2 separate regions of the Mus musculus genome follow, and region 1 is linked to region 2. The links are chromatin loops, found by intact Hi-C in ENCODE. Cell type or tissue: left cerebral cortex. All regions are shown on one strand. Each heading gives the region's core, and the rest is flanking DNA. Links, peaks and the distances in the headings are about the cores only. Region 1 has its middle 32 kb from the start of Pik3r1. Region 2 has its middle 100 kb from the start of Gm41044.

Evidence for each region. Peaks named below come from ENCODE experiments on the same cell type or tissue, not always from the same donor. Only the 100,000 strongest peaks of a DNase experiment are listed, where the experiment ranks them.
Region 1: a loop joins it to region 2, with 2.1 times the contacts of the local background. A loop is called at or near these places in 3 of 42 quality-filtered maps.

What each region holds. Positions count from the first base shown.
Region 1 is chr13:101,795,988-101,804,328 of GRCm38, forward strand. No RefSeq gene overlaps it. Among named protein-coding and RNA genes, the nearest start is that of Pik3r1, 32 kb to the left of the region's middle. In left cerebral cortex, for the core only: no CTCF peak of the experiment used is centred there; DNase peaks (open chromatin) are centred at 1,249, 4,030, 4,347, 5,184 and 3 more places; H3K4me3 peaks cover 1,184 bases; H3K27ac peaks cover 1,473 bases.
Region 2 is chr13:101,905,508-101,913,848 of GRCm38, forward strand. No RefSeq gene overlaps it. Among named protein-coding and RNA genes, the nearest start is that of Gm41044, 100 kb to the right of the region's middle. In left cerebral cortex, for the core only: no CTCF peak of the experiment used is centred there; DNase peaks (open chromatin) are centred at 552, 3,726, 5,354 and 7,542; H3K27ac peaks cover 1,022 bases.

The sequences.
Region 1 (8,341 bases), core at 310-8,309, 110 kb before region 2:
ATCAAACATACATGGGCTGCCCCATATAGTTACAGGCCCTAAATAGAAATGCTGTGGGCGCACAGCAAACAGGAAAAACTTTACATATACATGAGTACCAGATCAGAGTAAGTAGAGAGACATTTCTGTTACAATCATGGAGATTTATCTGAGATTTCTATCTGATTAGTCCTCTGTAGTGTGTGACCCCATCACCGTAAGTGTGATGGCTAATTGTATCAAAAGTAACTGTGTAAGAGATTTCCCAGATATCCAGCCAAACATATTTTGAGTATGAGGGTGTTTGTGGATGAAATTAATACTTGAATTAGTAGACGTGGTAATACATCGTTCTCTCTAACATGAGTGAGACTCAGGCAGATTGCAGAAGCTTAGAACATAGAGGTTGGCTACTACAGGAAAGATGGTTCCTTCCCTCTGGGTACCTAGAGCTGAAGCATTGCTTTGCCTTGTTTCTCGTCTTCAGGTTACCCTGGATCTCTGGTCTTACTGGCATTTGCCTAGAGCTACTCCAGCTGGCTTCTGGTTAAGCCAAGTCATTGGGACCCAGCTTGGTGACCCCTGCTTTCCTAAGGTTCTAGTATGCTGCTCATTGAGCTTTGTCAGCTTTTCATAACAATACTAGCAATTCCTTGCAGCAAATCTCTTTGCATCTTCACACACACACACACACACACACACACACACACACACACACACACACTATTCCGTTTCTCTGGAGAACCCTAGTGTTAAAAGGAGCTTAGAGAGGGATGTACCACATTAGTAAGTTCAGGAAGCCAAATGTTAATGAATTTCCCCCCTCCTAATGAGGACTTAGAGTATTTTAGATAAATACTGAGCATTGTGAATGTGAATCACTTAATTACAGCCACAGTACATGCAGAAGTAAAAGCCTTCTGCTCAGGAAAGCTAGACAAACCTTAAGCCAGAAAGCATTGCTCCTACCCTCCTGGTAGCCACTAGGAAGGCTCTTTAACAGTTCCATTCTTCTTTGCAAACCTGCATCTCCGTGATACAAAGGTGGCTACTGGGCTCGCTGCTTGTCTCATACCGAAAGGCCAAGATGATGACTTACATCACGGTCCCAAGTCATAGGCACTGCCTGAAACATAGTCTAACGTTCCTGGAACATTCTGTGACATCTCTACTTCCTCACAGCCTGTGTAGAAGTCACAGGAAGCCTTTCAGACTCTGCTTGGTCCCAGACAGATAGGCCACAAGATTCTCCTGAGAAACAAGAAGAAACGGCCAGGAAGTTAGTTTTTTTCAAGACTGCAGAGATCAATGCAGAGCCCCAGGGCCTCCTGGGGAGGCCTCTGGGACTTTTCTTTATCTTCCTAGAATAGACAGAAAGGTCAGAGAGAGAGAGGGAAAGGCTCCTGCTGCACTCAGCAGATTGACAGAAAGTCTTGCCCCATTCTTGTGTATAAGAATGATCTAAGCCACTGGAGTCTCTCTGAGTTTCAATAAAACCAAACTCTCAAACAATAACTGATAAAACAGAGCTTTCAGGTGGACCAGAAACAATGACTAGACCTTGGGCACCAATGGTCCTGTCTTTGCTACTTGGCTGTACAGCTTAACCTGCAACTGTGTCATTGGAGGGAAAAGAAGAAGAGCTGAATTAGATGACTGGCTCAGACTCAAACAACCTAAGGTATCCTGGTTATCTCTCTAGGGTGGTTTTATCAGCACAATAAACCTGACTGTTTGCTTTGAAGGGTGGGATTTTTTTTTGACTGTAGGCCTTTGATTCTGTTTTGTAGCACTTGGTACACAACAGCCCCGTACTAAGTTCTAGAAGCATAAAACGAACTCCCAAACGTGTGGGGTCTTGAAGATGATCTGTAGTCTAGTTTAAGAAACTAAGCACCAAATTGTTCTTCTTAAAGGACACAACAAAAGGAAACCCACCACAGCTTCAAAACATGCCTTCAAAGACCCCCTTCCTCTTCCCACTGGGAGGTGCCCCTGGCAGGGGCAACTGAGAGTGAAAGTCCTGCCTTACTCTCCTGCATATTCCAAGTAAGGTTACCCGCCACACAGGACATCTGGCTGCTCTTCAACACTATGCTGGAGTCAACAACAAAGAGACCATCAGTAGGGACTCCAAGCAGCCAGTGCATGCCTCATCTGGGGCAGGAGCCCAGGTACCATTGACTGTACCTGTAGGCGAGGTCCTGGGAGAGACCTGCCTACGGAGACCTTTTTAGATTCTCAACCATAAAGCTGAGAACAAAAATGAAAGCACAGGCCTAAGCTGCTGGTTTGGGGGTAATTAATTATGTATTAACAGTGACTATAGTGATGTCTTCACCAACATTATTCTTACAAGAACCAAGAATTAAAGATATAATGGTAACACATTATCACGAGATTTTTTTATGTGTACAGCCCACTCCAGAAATGATAAATATAGATTAGATAGATACATACAGATAGAAAATCATTCAGCTGTCCTAAAATTTCCAAACATAGAATTATGCCATGCTCTAAAACTTAAAAATGTAACTTTGAAACATGGTTTAAAGTTCTTCAAACCAGAAATGCACATGCGAGATATGAGTATTAGGAAAAAAAAATCATCTGACTTAATAATGTAAAAAGAAAAAAGCCCTTAAATTACAGTTACTTTTCTATTTTACACTATTGGTGTGCTCTCAGATGACTGGACATTTGTTTCTGTTAGAAAAAAAAAGTCACGCTGAGTCTTCTCTTACTCTAACCACACTGAGGCACATTCTGGTCTGGTGATCAGAGGAAAACTAACTTGAAGATAAGAACAGGCTTTCGCCTCCTACCCCCGTGCTCCATCCTGTGGCATGTGATTCTTCCATTATATGTTCATAAATCCATTCTGTCTTTTATTTTTTTAATCTTAACACAGGTATTTTTAATGTGATCAAGATTCAAAGACTCTAACTCAAGTGGAGGTGAACCCCTGACCCAGCCCCTTCTTAGAATGACAGCTTTAGCCGGGTGGGGGTGGGGCAGAAACAGGCAGATCTTGGAGTTCGAGGCTAGCTTGGTCTATAGAGTGAATTCCAGGACAGCCAGGACTACACAGTGAAACCCTGTCTTGAAACAATAACAAAACAAACTAAGTCATACAGCTGCATGACTGGACAGGCTGTCGTCTACTGATCTAGGTTCCAGTCACTGCAGACAATTTAAGGTCCTACCTGGGGACAGAACTAAGCTTGCCCCTTCATTTTGACTTCTTTATTTGAAGAGCTGGAATTATGTTTCTGCCTGACCTTAGGAGTCATTGGGTAGGTTTGCAAAGGAAGCAAAAGGTTTTAGGATGAAGAGTCTGAGAGTTAAATACCAAACTGTCTTTGCAAATATGTAAGCTTTCAAATTTAATTAAAATTAAATTTGCTTTCCAAAAAAATTAATTTAATAATTTGCATCCACTCTGGCTGCATTTGCCTTTGTCGCTTGTCTGCATTCCGCTTTCTGAACAGAGCATTCACACTGTGAGTGAGGAAATGTCTAGGGGTGAGTGTGTCTATGGGGCTGGGTAAGCTCAAACCTTGTGCAAGATCCTTGTGGGTTTGAAATCAGTTAATGGGAGTGGGGAAACACTTGTTTCATGACTGCCTGAAGTACAGGTGGATGTAAAATCCACATGAGAAAGAGAGAGGTGCCATTTAAATAGCAAGTTCATGCCATGCTTCTTTTACATGGTGGATCCACTCTGAATTGGAACATGTTGAAAATGTCTAAGTGTGTCCTTGGCAAAATCTTTTGGAAATTTCCCTATGACAGAAGAAGAAGAAGAAGGCATGTCTGCATCTAATAGTGTTAGTGCTGGGTCCCAACTTGGCTAGGAAGAAAGGACCCTTCAAGCTACAGTTATGTTTCTAAGCCAGCTGTGGAAGGAAAGTCTCCCTGTTGGCAAAGTCTCAGGCTTCTCCCTTTGCTCCAACGTTCTCTCTGGTGCGAGACCTTCCGATCGTCTTCCTGTGAATTGTGTGTCTTGTTTTCTGGTCTCCCATTCATTAGGCGTTCAATCCCCTCCATTCTTACAGCCTCGGTGCAGTTCTCACATGACTTGTGCACATCTCATCTTCCCATCAGACAGTGAGCCCCCCTACCCAGGGAGACCTCCAAGACTGCAGATTCTCTTCTCTTCCTTCACAGCCAGTACCAGCTCTAGGTGGACCAGGTGCTCCAAATGCACTGCCGGTGGTCCTCCTGCTTTGTCAATGTCCCTTCCGAGATCTGCCCCTTTGTGACTTTCACTGCATCCTTCTGCATTTCGACTCGAAAGCTCTTCACTGTGGAATAAAGACTCTGTCGGCTGGTGCAAGGTGCCAGCGGACAGCATATGCCTGTGTGAATTGAATCATTTCTCCAGCACTCTGGTTTCCAGCTTTGTCTCTCATTTGCATGGTGTGTCCCATGTTCGTTTCATTTCCCTTCGGATTACATATGCAGGTGAGAAGGTGTCATTTCACCGCTGTATCTGTACTTTCCAAATGCTGTGCGGAAACCCGCTATGATTCTGCAGTTATTCTGAAGACAGTGGTGTGTTTCCAGGGCAGATACATTTCCTGACGTTGATAGCTATGAGTAGTTCATTCTAGGTTTTAAGTCCAACCTGGTATAAGCAAACTCTATTCAGGAGGTTTTTTATTTTCTTGTGTGAAGCATAACTCTACTCATTATGAATTATTGTTTTAAGAATACTAATGGCATAGGGATTGGTCACCAGAAACCAGAAGAGCATGATACAAAGACGTTTCACTTAGGAAAGTTAACTTTTTTCCTTTTTCAGTGTATGTTTAAAGATTTAAAATAACTGCATAAAAATATAAGCACATCCTAACTTAACGGCGCAAACTTTAAAAAGAAAAGCTCTGTCACAGATTGTTGCTTGGAAAGGCAGAGTGCAAAGGGCCTTTTTTTCATTGCAATATTTTCAAGTGAAAACGTTCTAACTCACTAGCAGAGAGAGTGACTGCTGGATTTTAAAGGCATATATATGGTCACGCTTGGTGCTAGGGATGGATAAATGCTGCAGCTAGCTATCCATCAGCGAGCTTAGCCAGTGGGCCACACTTCCCATCCATCCTTCTCCCTTCCCCGCAGCCCTTTAAGAGAATCCCAGAATCCTTTCATTCATTCGCATCTGCTTTATTTCATACAGTGTGGGGATTCTCCTTTGGGAGACCTTACAAATCCCCGAACGTTTTACACATCCGCAAATAGAGTAAGGCTTCTCCAATACATTCCCTTCAATCCTACCAGGAACAAAATCCCACTGGTCTCCATAGCAGACATCTATCACACGCACACACACACACACACACACACACACACACACACACACACACACACACACACACACAACACACACACACACAGCAAGCCAAAGGCGATGCTATTTACTCAACTTCCTTCTGCGCGGCCAGTCAGGGAACAGGCTGCAGCATTCAGGATAAAGCCGGCCCTGGCCGGCCCTGGCAGCCCGAAAGCCACCCCATTGTGATTCAAGATTCGGGGTGTAAACAAATGCAGCGTTAACAATCAGCAGTTTGCATTTAATGCTTTATAGCCGTGACTGCGCTGGGAAGAACACAGTAGTGTCTTCTTCGCTGGAACTGCAGTCGGGGCTTTATTTAGTTTTTGGGCAAGCGGCACCGGCAGCTGCAGGCGCTCAATGGGCGCTTTCTAGTCGGCGTGGGCCGCGGGCGCGTTGCCGGGAGCCGAGGGTCCGCCGGGCGGGCGGCGGGGGCAGGAGGAAGCGGCCGCCGAGCCTGCATCCCGTCTCCGTGACAGGTGCTGAGGAACAAGAAGAGAAAGGAGCCCTCCTACCCGTCCCCTCCGCCCCCCCCCCCCCCAGCCTGGGGCTGGGATCTGACACTGTCTAACTGTCCTGGGTTATTGTTATTATTGTATTATTATTTATTTATTAATTATTGCATTCTTGTTTCAAGAACAGAGAGCATTGGCGAGCACAGATGTACCCTGTGGCGTGGCCTTTCTCTGCTTGGCCAGTGATGCCCTGACTTTGCTTAATGACCAAGACTTGCTTAGATACAAACCAGAGGCTGCTGTTGGCAGAGTGCCTTCTAGATGCTTCGTGTAGTTAAATTAGGAAACATGCCGAGGAAAGAGCTGCGAGCCATGTTTCCTGTGGACCAAAGGGGATTATCTTCTCCTGATTGGGAAAGATAACTGTGTTTATTATCAAACATCGTTTACCGAGAACTTTGAGGTGCCAGGCACTGAATTTGTACTCGTTCCCTCGGTAGGTACAGCCCTTCAAAGTTTGATTGTGGCCTTTATGTTCTTTCTCTTTTAAAAGAGAAAATAACGTTTCAGAGACGTTAATCGTCCAACTTTTTACACTGCTTATAAATGTTACAGAAAGAAACCCAATCTTAGTAGGAGTATAAAAGTAACAGTCACTTTGTACGGGAAAGCTCTTAGTTAATGCCATACAGAGCCCATATTGATGCTACTTAGATGGCTGTGGCCCTAGCAGGTGACCTACCATGGGAACGCAGACTAAATTTATGATTCAGATACAAGGCACTGATCACTCTTTTCATTACAGAGGATAGTACAATTCTGGAAAATTATGCGTGCGAAAAAACCTCCTTTTCCAGTAAATATTTCTCGGCCTGGGCTTGTGAGCTTGGATGAAATGCTCCACTGCTAATAGGCCATATGATCTTACAAAGTTTTGGAAAAGATTTTTTTCAACAACAATTTGATATTTAAAGAAAAATAAAATAGTACAAAGAGCTTTTATAAACTGTCTTCCTGGTCCCTTATTCCTAACATTGTCCTTAAGGTACATCAGTCATGTATGTTTGTTATAATTTAAAAATTAATATTGATATACTAACCAAAGGCAGACAATAGTTTATTAAGATTTCCTTAGGGTTTTGTTTGTCTTTATTGGTGGGTGGGCTGGTTTGTTTGAGATAGGGTCTCATTCTGTAGATTAGGCTAGCCTGGGACTCACTTAACAAACTCACTGGGCAACAGCCCAGGTTGGCTTTGAACTCTTGGCGATCCTGAATCTGTCTCCTAAATGCTGGGAATGTAGTTTTGAACCACAAGCTCCCTCTACCTGTGATTCCCATGATACATTTATTTCTTGTCTATTCTCGGCTGTACTGGCTCTAAGAGTTCTGAAAGCTTTCCAGTTTCAGTGACCTTGACAGTCTTAAGGAGCCCTGGTAACTGACTCGTTAGTGGTAAGAGGACGCCCCTACTGGGATTTGTCTAATTTCCTTTCTCTCTCTCTCTCTCTCTCTCTCTCTCTCTCTCTCTCTCTCTCTCTCTCTCTCTCTCTCTCTCTCCCTCTGTTCCTCCCTCCCTCTCTCCTTTCCTTCTCTCTCTCTCCCCCTCCCTCCCTCCCTTCTCTCTCTCTCTCTTTCTCTTTCTTTCACGATTAGAGCAGATGTAATAGATTTGGGGGAGGAGGACCACAGAGGTACAATGTCAGCTTTTCATTACAGGTCTGTTGACAGTTGAACATGATTTATGACTGTTGATGTTGACCATGACCTCCTGGCTGAAGAGCTGGTTAGGTTTCTCTCTAGCATCATTCTATCCTCACACTGTGGCCTTCTTAGTAGGGAGACACAGTCACTCTCACAATGGTCTTCCTGATCCCGGTGATTCATTTTTCTCAGAATAACTTATTTAATACCACTTATGCTCATCAGTCGTTGTTCCATCTCTACTTCAAGTCTTCAAGTTACAGTCAACAACATGTCACCTTTGAAAGCTCAGAGAGAGAGAGCATATGGCCCTTTGACAGATGGATTGTCAAAACCAGATGAAAGATATGTGTGTGTTATAATATATAAATATATATATAACATAATATATAACTAACCATGTGTGTGTGTGTGTGTGTTTATTCCACAAGTTCACACTAGTGCTTCCATACACATTGGAAAAGCCAGAGGCTAGCCTGTATGAAGCTAGGTGTCTGTGAAGGCTATGTGGAGTCCTTGCTCCATAAGAAACTTTGCAGTGATGCCTGAGACCCTGAGAAGACACATGCTGTTACCCTGCTTCCCCTGGCATGCCCCACCTCTATGCTCAACTCTCTGTTGCTAATCTAGGACTCCCAGCACAGGAGCCACTCTAGGCCACCCTGTCTTCTGGACATCCAGTTCTGAGAATCCCTTTCTCCCTCCCCAATCCTGTTGCAGCTCTAAAGTTCAAGGAACTCTTGGTGAAATTGGCCCTATCCTTCCACCTTCTGGGCAGGTGTACCAACCCTGTCCTGAGAGTAGCCAGAGTAGGCAATAACCGTAGAGCATGCTGGCCACCTTGATCCTCTGAATCTGTCTCCACCCAGGCA
Region 2 (8,341 bases), core at 157-8,156:
TTTTAAAAGATTAGAAGGATTAGGAGGTGTGGCCTTGCTGGAGTAGATGTGTTCTTATTGGAGAAGATGGGCCACTGGGGGTGATCTTTGAAGTCACAGATCAAGATATAGCTCTCAGTGACTGCTCCAGTGCCTGCCTGCTGCCGCCATGCTTCCTACCATGAACAATAATGGACTAAACCCCTGAAACTGTAAACCAGCCCTCAATTAGATGCTTTCTTTCTTAAGAGTTGCCTTGGTCATGGTGCCACAGCACTAGAAAGATGACTAAGATAGCCAGCACTCACAATTCTACATCGTTTGTAAAGAGAAGGGGGAATTGAAACCCACAGGGTGGATAAAAAAAATGTCAATCAAAATAAATACCAAGTTCCAAGATATTTTAGAAATGCAAATACAGAAGGAAAGAAGATTTTTAAGCTGCATGATGTCATGAAGGAGCTGTCTAAGGGAAGACTATTTTGAGGAAGAGCCTCTTGTCATTGAAGTTATATTGCGAGGCCCCCACATGTGTGGAGGTGGAGTGGCGAATGTTATTTTTAAGTAGTGTCTAAACTTTCAGTGTATTTAATACATGCCTCTGAATGGAGTGGAACGAAGATTTGCAGAGGCTCTGTGTGACTTCGAGAGTGGATTTCAGTTCATATTCTGGATATTCCTGCCTGGCATTTCTCCCTTCCTGTGCCTTGAGTGCCACCCAAGGCAGCCAGGGTTTCTCTAGCCCAGCTGGGTTGGATTGCAGTGAAGCAGTGACTTTAAAAAGTTTACAGTTTACTTCAATCCACTCAAACCTAATCATGGCTCACAGTGGGTAAAATTATCCCTTCCTGCAATGTGAGGCTCAAATCTCTCGGCTGGGGTTCTACTCCGTTCTCTTATTGGATGCAACACAGGTTATGCTAGCCTTCATAATGGCCCTAAGCCTTAATCACTCCCATCTGTTCAATATTACATGGTAATTTGGTAGTGAAAGAGTACTAGGCTCGGAGCCAGTTTGATTTCAGTCCCTAATTAGCTGTGTGACTCCAACAGAATGGTTCCTCTCTCCCTCTCTTGGCTTATAATCTCTTCCTCTCTGACTTAGGTCTTTCCTCATTCTCTGACCTCCCAAAGTGGCAGGGGTTGGGACAGAGCTCTAGGAAAGTATGTTGAGACTTCATACTTAAGTATGCAGAGGTGAAGTGAAAGGAGGGAGGTGTCCTCATCTCAGTCTTACACACACACACACACACACACACAAACACACACATATACACATTCACACATGCATACATATGCACACATAAACACAAATACATATGCGCACATAAACATACATACACATATACACATTCACACACACGTACTCATATACACATACACACAGGCACACCACACACCACACACATACACATACATACATACACATACTCACACACACACACACACACACACATATAGACAAACACATGCACAACACATACACATACACACACACACACACACACACACACAACACATACACATACACACACACACACACACACACACACACACACACACACATATACACAATCTCTTTTTGTTGGTCTGTGTCTTCTTCCTCCCCCCTATAGTGATAAAAATGCCCAGGCCTCACCAGAACTCAGATCTTCCTTCCACTTGAGCTCTGATTAATTTCCTTTTTCTCACAAGGTTCTTTTTCATTTCTTCCTCTTCATTGGCTCTCATATTCCCCAAATAAGTCCCTAATTATATAATTATCTTCTCATATCTCTCTAAAACCTTCTCTTGCTGTTACTGTTCTCTCACAGCTACCACAGACATACAGTCTGGCCTCTCAAAGGAGTTGCCTCTTGGGCCATCTCAGCCAGGCCTCCAACAGGTCTTTCCCATCTCTTCATACACTCTCCCCACAATTTCATATCACATCACATCACATCACAGTCTGAAACTTCTCCTTCACTTCTCAATATGGGGCTAGATTGATTACATATCTTGTCTAATTTCTAATGTAATTAAAAAAAACCATACACGTCCGATTTTTGTATGTACTAAATTAGTTACTTTTTAAAAGTGCCTCGATTTTTTTTTATGCCTTTCCTTTGTTAAGTTTTGTTTTTTTCTATACTTTCCCACCAGTGACCCACGCTTAGTCTTTTCTCACACTTTGCGTACATGTTTCACTTTTTTTTCCCTGGAAAGCACCCTCTAAGAACTTTGTTCTCTATTCTGAGCCAGTGACCCCTGCTTACCACCTATGGGACCTCACTTGATCGCCACTTGATGATGTGACTATGATTCCGGGAACCTTTACTTGGCAGCCATTTGTGAAACATACTGGGATCAGAACAAAATGGAAAGAGGAACGATGTGCGTCCGTGGGCTTTTGAATGAGCTCAGGCTTGGGAATACCGGCAGGCTTTCGGACTCTCATAGCTCTCAGTAACAGGTTTGGAAGGCCCCCTCTTCTTCTTTCTGTGTTACTCGGGGTTCAGTCACATGAGCGGTGACTCTGGGAGTTACAGGACAACATAAGTACTTCCTAACTAGATTGCACAGTTGTGGGAAATGAGGGGAAGCTGGGGGACAGATCAGAGGCCTTCCTAGCTAGTCACTCAAGAAGCCAGGCACGTCCAGACATAGAAATGTGGAGGTAAAAGGGTGGGGAAAGCCTGTGGCTCTCAAGTATGTGATGATTGCTGAGGGGGCAGCCTCATTTCCGGTGGTCACCAGTGTAGAATACAGGCTGAGCATCAGAGGAGAGCCAGGGTAAATAAACTAGGTCCCCCTGGCATTCAGCGTCTGTTGCTTTCAACAACTGCAGTGACCTCCAGAGGGCCGAGGCTACTGCCCTTCTGTCTCCAAGTTTGAAACTGGTACCTATGTTTGGCCAATTTAGAGCCATTTGGATAAATGGAACATAATTTTAGCTTAATGAAACTGATTCTTATGGGTATGGCCCTAACCTCCTTGACTTTCCATGTCTTGATTCCCAGTAGCTCAGAAGGTGACAGTATTCAGAGACAGGGCCAGCAGAGAGACTGTGAAGCTCAGAAGAGGCCATTAGGATAGACTCTAACCAGTGCGACTAGTGGCCTTCTAAGAAATGTTGACATTTGTGTCAAAGGGATGACTATATGAACTCAGGACAGCCAGCCTCAAACCAAGGAGGGGACCTCAGGAGAAACCAACTCTGCAACACCTGATGTGTAACTTCTTATGTGGCTGGAATTGTAAAAGATGGATTTCTCTGTATAAGCCTCTTAGTCAATGCTATTTGTTTTATTATCCTGTTAGACTAATGCACTGAGCAATCCAGCACAATGACTTACACTTCTTATGCCAGAGTTTGCATTCTAGTTTCAATATTGATGTTGTTATTAATGAAGGCTTTGCAGCAAACATTGATGCAGCAGACAGCCTGGTGAGATAGATACTATTCATTATGTTTTTAATGGATGAATAAAATGAAGCATAGCTAACTCAGCTAACTTGCTTCAGTAATGTACAGAAATGCACAGTAATGAAGCTAGAATCCAAACCCTGGCAGCTTATTTCCAGTCCTTCCTCCCCTTGGGTCTCGCTGACCTCCAGGACACCTGACCTTTCTTTCCACTTCAGCAGCGTCACTCTGTTCGTGGCACATCTTGGTTTAATCTTCCCCTTTTAGGTCATGAATCTAACTTCCCTGTCCTTTTAGTGGATTTCTGCTTTTGTTCACGGGGCAATCTGCCAGGGAACCCAAGTTTAGTCTTGGTGCACATATGGTTCCCCAACCACAGCAGGACTGTGATGACAAATGCATATTTCCCCTGGGAGTAGAGACTCATCATGTGATACAGGATTGCTCACATGGAGAAAAAGACCCGGGTAGTCAACAATCACTTCTAGAACAAAACTAGGTTTCTATGTCATCTTTCACAGTGGTTAGGGGTGTCCCACTCTGAGGTCACCTGAGTACCAGTTGATGTTAGCACCTATCTTGAAGTTCAAGAAATCACATATTTGTGAAGCTACTATTTTTGTATCAAGCATCAATGAATCTGCTTAAACCAAAAAGATATGTGTATATGAATGGCCAGAGTTCCCAAGATGGCAGATTCAACTTCATTTGGAGTAAAGAGGCAAGAGAAAGCCACTAGACATGCCAAAGAACCCATGAACACAGAGTTCTCACTTCCCATTGCTGACAGATTGAATTATAATTATCCATCCTGATTTCAGAAACAGTCCATACAGTGTGAAGTTGAATCCTTTCCTGACATTAAAAACACACATTCCTTTCTCATTTTAAAAGATGCAAATGATGCCCAATGCATACCCTGTCTCAGTAGGAAAAGCGATAGCCAGCTAGAACTCTGATATCAGATATAGAACCGTATGATTTGGAGTTTGCCCAGCTGGGTTTCAGTCTTGCTTTGGTCCAGGATTTCCTCATGTTGCCCCAACGCCTCCCTTTTGGGAAGGTAACGTATATTCTGTCTCATTGTAATTTGGACATATGTAACTCACTTTTTGATTTTACAGGGGGCTACAATTAAGACAGTACTTTGATTCTCAGGGCACTGTGTTGAGACTATTACAGAATATAGCTTTTGAAGTTAAGCTAAATAAACTTTGCATTATATTATGGCCAAAAACCTAAGGGGGCTACGGAGTGAAATGAGGAGCTTGGATGTGAATATTCCCTCTAAGCTAAAATATTTGAACATCTGGTCCCCAGTTCATGGAACTGTTTGGGAAAGCTTAGTAGGTGTGGTCTTGTTAAATTGTGCCACTAGAAACAGGCTTTGGAGGGTAAAACAGTTATATGATTCCCACTGTGCCAGTGTGCTTGTGCTTCTCTCTGTCTCTCTCTGTCTCTGTCTCTGTCTCTGTCTCTCTCTTTCTCCCCCCACCTCCACTACCCCTGCCCTCTTTGATCAAGATGTAAGCTCTCAGTTGTTCCTTTTGTGAACTCCAATCCTTGAAAACCATAAACTAAATAAAATTCCTTTTTTTTTCTCCTGTAAATTGACTTGATCATGGTGTTTAGTTACAGTAATAGACAGTAACTAGGACAATTGGCAACTCCGAACTTCATTTATGTCATATTGCTACATGATAAAACTTTGTTAACACTTTCCTTTTGTTCTATACTTGGCTTCAAAAATACTTGGGAATGAAAATGGAAATAGTGTTACAAAGAGAAAACTCTAGTGAAGGCATTCTAGTTAGGAGTGCCTTCATGGCCTGTCCCGTCTACTGTCTGTCAATCGCATGGGCTCCCATGCTTGGTATGATAAGTTGTGTCTGCTTAACAGTTGGAAGAGGAGGCTGTATGCTTTCACTGTGCAATGGGCCTCTGAAAAAGATGCTCCTGCTTAGGAGTTGTCTCCATGCCAGTTCTCCTTGGCATGAATACAGACTGGAGCAGGATTGCAGTGTACGAAAGGGTAGAGAATGGATAGCTCAGGCTCTTTGAGCCACAGTCGCTTGTCTCTGTTCTATGGCTGTAACTTAAAAGCACCTACTAAGGCTAGGGATGTAGCTCAGTGGCTTGTGTACAGCCTTACGGTGCCATCTCCCACACCTCACATCCACAGGAAAGGTAGATAAATTAGTGCATTTTGTGAAATTTATTCATAAAAACAAATAGAGGGAACTCTACTCATGGACTGTAGTTTGCAAACCCTGAACCAAATAATTTGGATTTAGGTTATCATGTCTGCCTAAGACAGTGGTTCTCAATCTTCCTAAGGTTGCAACCTTTTTAACACAGTTCCTCATGTTGTGGTGACCATGAAATTATTTTCATTGCTACTTCATAAATGTAATTTTGCTACAGTTATGAATCATATTGTAAATATCTGTAATGTCTGAGGGTCTTAGGAGACCGCTGTGACAGGGTCATTCAATCCTAAAGGGATCAACCCACAAGTTGAGAACCACTGGTCTAAGATGGTGTGGACAATATTCTACCATCCTTGGCATACATAGAACACATTTATCATTTTTGCAAAAGCTAAACTATTTATACTATTTTCCCTAGTTTTATGTTCATTAGTAAATGTGATAATCTTGTCAACTTCATTGTGATTTATTCAATAAAGTGGATTGAGACTCAAAGCTTTTTGCTCACCACAGTACTGCATAGAGATGTTTAGCTGGGTACAGGGCAGGATAATAGGGAGTAGCAGTGTTTGCAGATACTTTATTTCATTTCTTAAAAATAAATGATAGCAGATTTATCAGCAGATGATATCAAGCAGATATCAGCCTTGCAGTAATACAGTCTCACTCATTAGTATGTTTTTATGTATTTTCTTTTTGAAGCAGAGTCTCATGATGTAGTCCAACTTGACCATGAACTCTCCATCTTTCTGCTTCAACTTCTCATAGGCAGAGGTTGTGTAAGGATCATCCAGGCCATGCTGTCAGCAGAGAAGAGATGAGATGGGCCAATGGAGATATTTAGAGTAAGAAGGGAGCAGGGTTGGAAGGGTTTTGATGTTGAATCTGTATGTGATTCTGATGCTACGGTTGTAAGGCTGTCACTATTGCTATCAGGTAGTCCTTCATCAGAGCCTCCAATATGTATCCTGGTTTCCATCTACCCCTTCTTACAAACTCACAAACCCTAAACTAATGTGCTTCTTGATGCAGGATTGCCAATTCTGAGAAGTGGCAGAGAAAAGCAAGGTAATAGCAGGAGATCCCTCTCTGTGTCTCGAATTTTATCATCACTGTAGGGGAAAATAGAACTCACAGGGAATATTCCTAGTCCCCTGGAGAGGGTTATGTAGCTCTGGACCCCGGGAACAGGTAAAGAAAATCCCCTTGCATAGGGTTTGCATTTAGATGTCTCAGGTTATAAAGGACTAAGTCTCATGGTCCTGGTCCAGGAAGAACAGCCTGTTAGGTTTTCCAGTTGTCACGAAGGTTAAACAAAGGCTTATCAGTCTCTTGATGGCAGAATAGAGAAGGAAGGGTCTGATAAGATGTCTACTGGTGCTATCAAAAGCAGGTGAGCACTGGAAGCAAGAAGAAGGAGGAGGAGGAGGATGAAGAGAAGAAAAAGAAGAAATAGTCTTAAGGTAAATAAAGTTATATAAAAAGACTTCTATGCATTTTTCTATAGTTACTCTATTACCACAAAAGGATATAAAATGAAGCTCACTTCCCATAAATGTTTTAAGTCCAGAGCCATCTGGATTATCATTAAAAGATCAGCAATATAAAATTTTGACATTTAAGATGATTTAGAATTGGTCTCTAGGTCAAGGGGTTACCATGGGAACTATAATCTATAAATCTGTGCTTTTAAAACAGTGGGCATTTTTTTTTCTAATAGAACAATGATTTCAGATTTTTTTAAAAAAAAATTGTTTTTCTCACTCAGAGAAAAGCAGCCACATAAAAGTAGGACACTGTGTTACAGAGAAACTTGTTGACAAAAGTAGAAGTGGAGATATATAGCTGTTCCTTGGTATCCATGGGAGACTGGATGCTCAAGACCCTTATATAAAACTAAGCACTCTTTGCACAGAACTGATCTACATCCTTCTGTATACTTTAAATTATCTCTTGATAACAATGAATACAATGAAAATGCCATGCAAATACTTGCATCCCAGTGTTGTTTGAAGAACAAAGGTGGGGTAGGGGTGGGGTTTGCACAGGATGGTTGACAGCTACTGTTCAGAAACTCTACACCTCAGCCTCTCACAAAGTTCATAGCCTTTTCTTAAGACTCCTGGGGATAAGAATGCTAGAAAAATAGACGGCCATGGGCACACATTATCCAGTCTTGAGAAACTTATAGCATTACTTTTGCTGTATTCTACTCTATAGATGGGAATCTTGGGGACTAGGATTTAGTGGTTGTAGGGAGCTGACCTAGCCATGCATAAGGCCTTGGGTTCAAATCTCAGCACCTCAAAAATAAATCCAACTCACACTCAAGGTAAGTAACTACTTCTAGAGCAGGAAACGAAAAGGCACCGATTATTGGGACTATCAAAAGCAGCTTTCAGATTTAGTTGTGGTCAAAATCCAAGACACCCTTGTGCCACCCTTGGGGACATTTAAAAAGAAAGCTGTCAGTATCGACCATATGACCAATTGAAGAGACTGGGTCAACAGGACAAACACCCTTTTGAAAATACAAAGTCTGATGACTGGGAGCTCACTGGTGTCACTCCCATGGTAGTTTTTGTTTGTTTCCAATTGGCAAAAACAAACAACCACAAACAAATAACCCCCACAATCTAAAATCTTGTTTTCCAAAGCAAAGCAAAGCAAAGCAGCAAGCAAAAACCTCCTTCTGTGAGTCTAGCTCCCCCTAAATTCCAGGGCCCACAAGATGAACAGGAAAGAG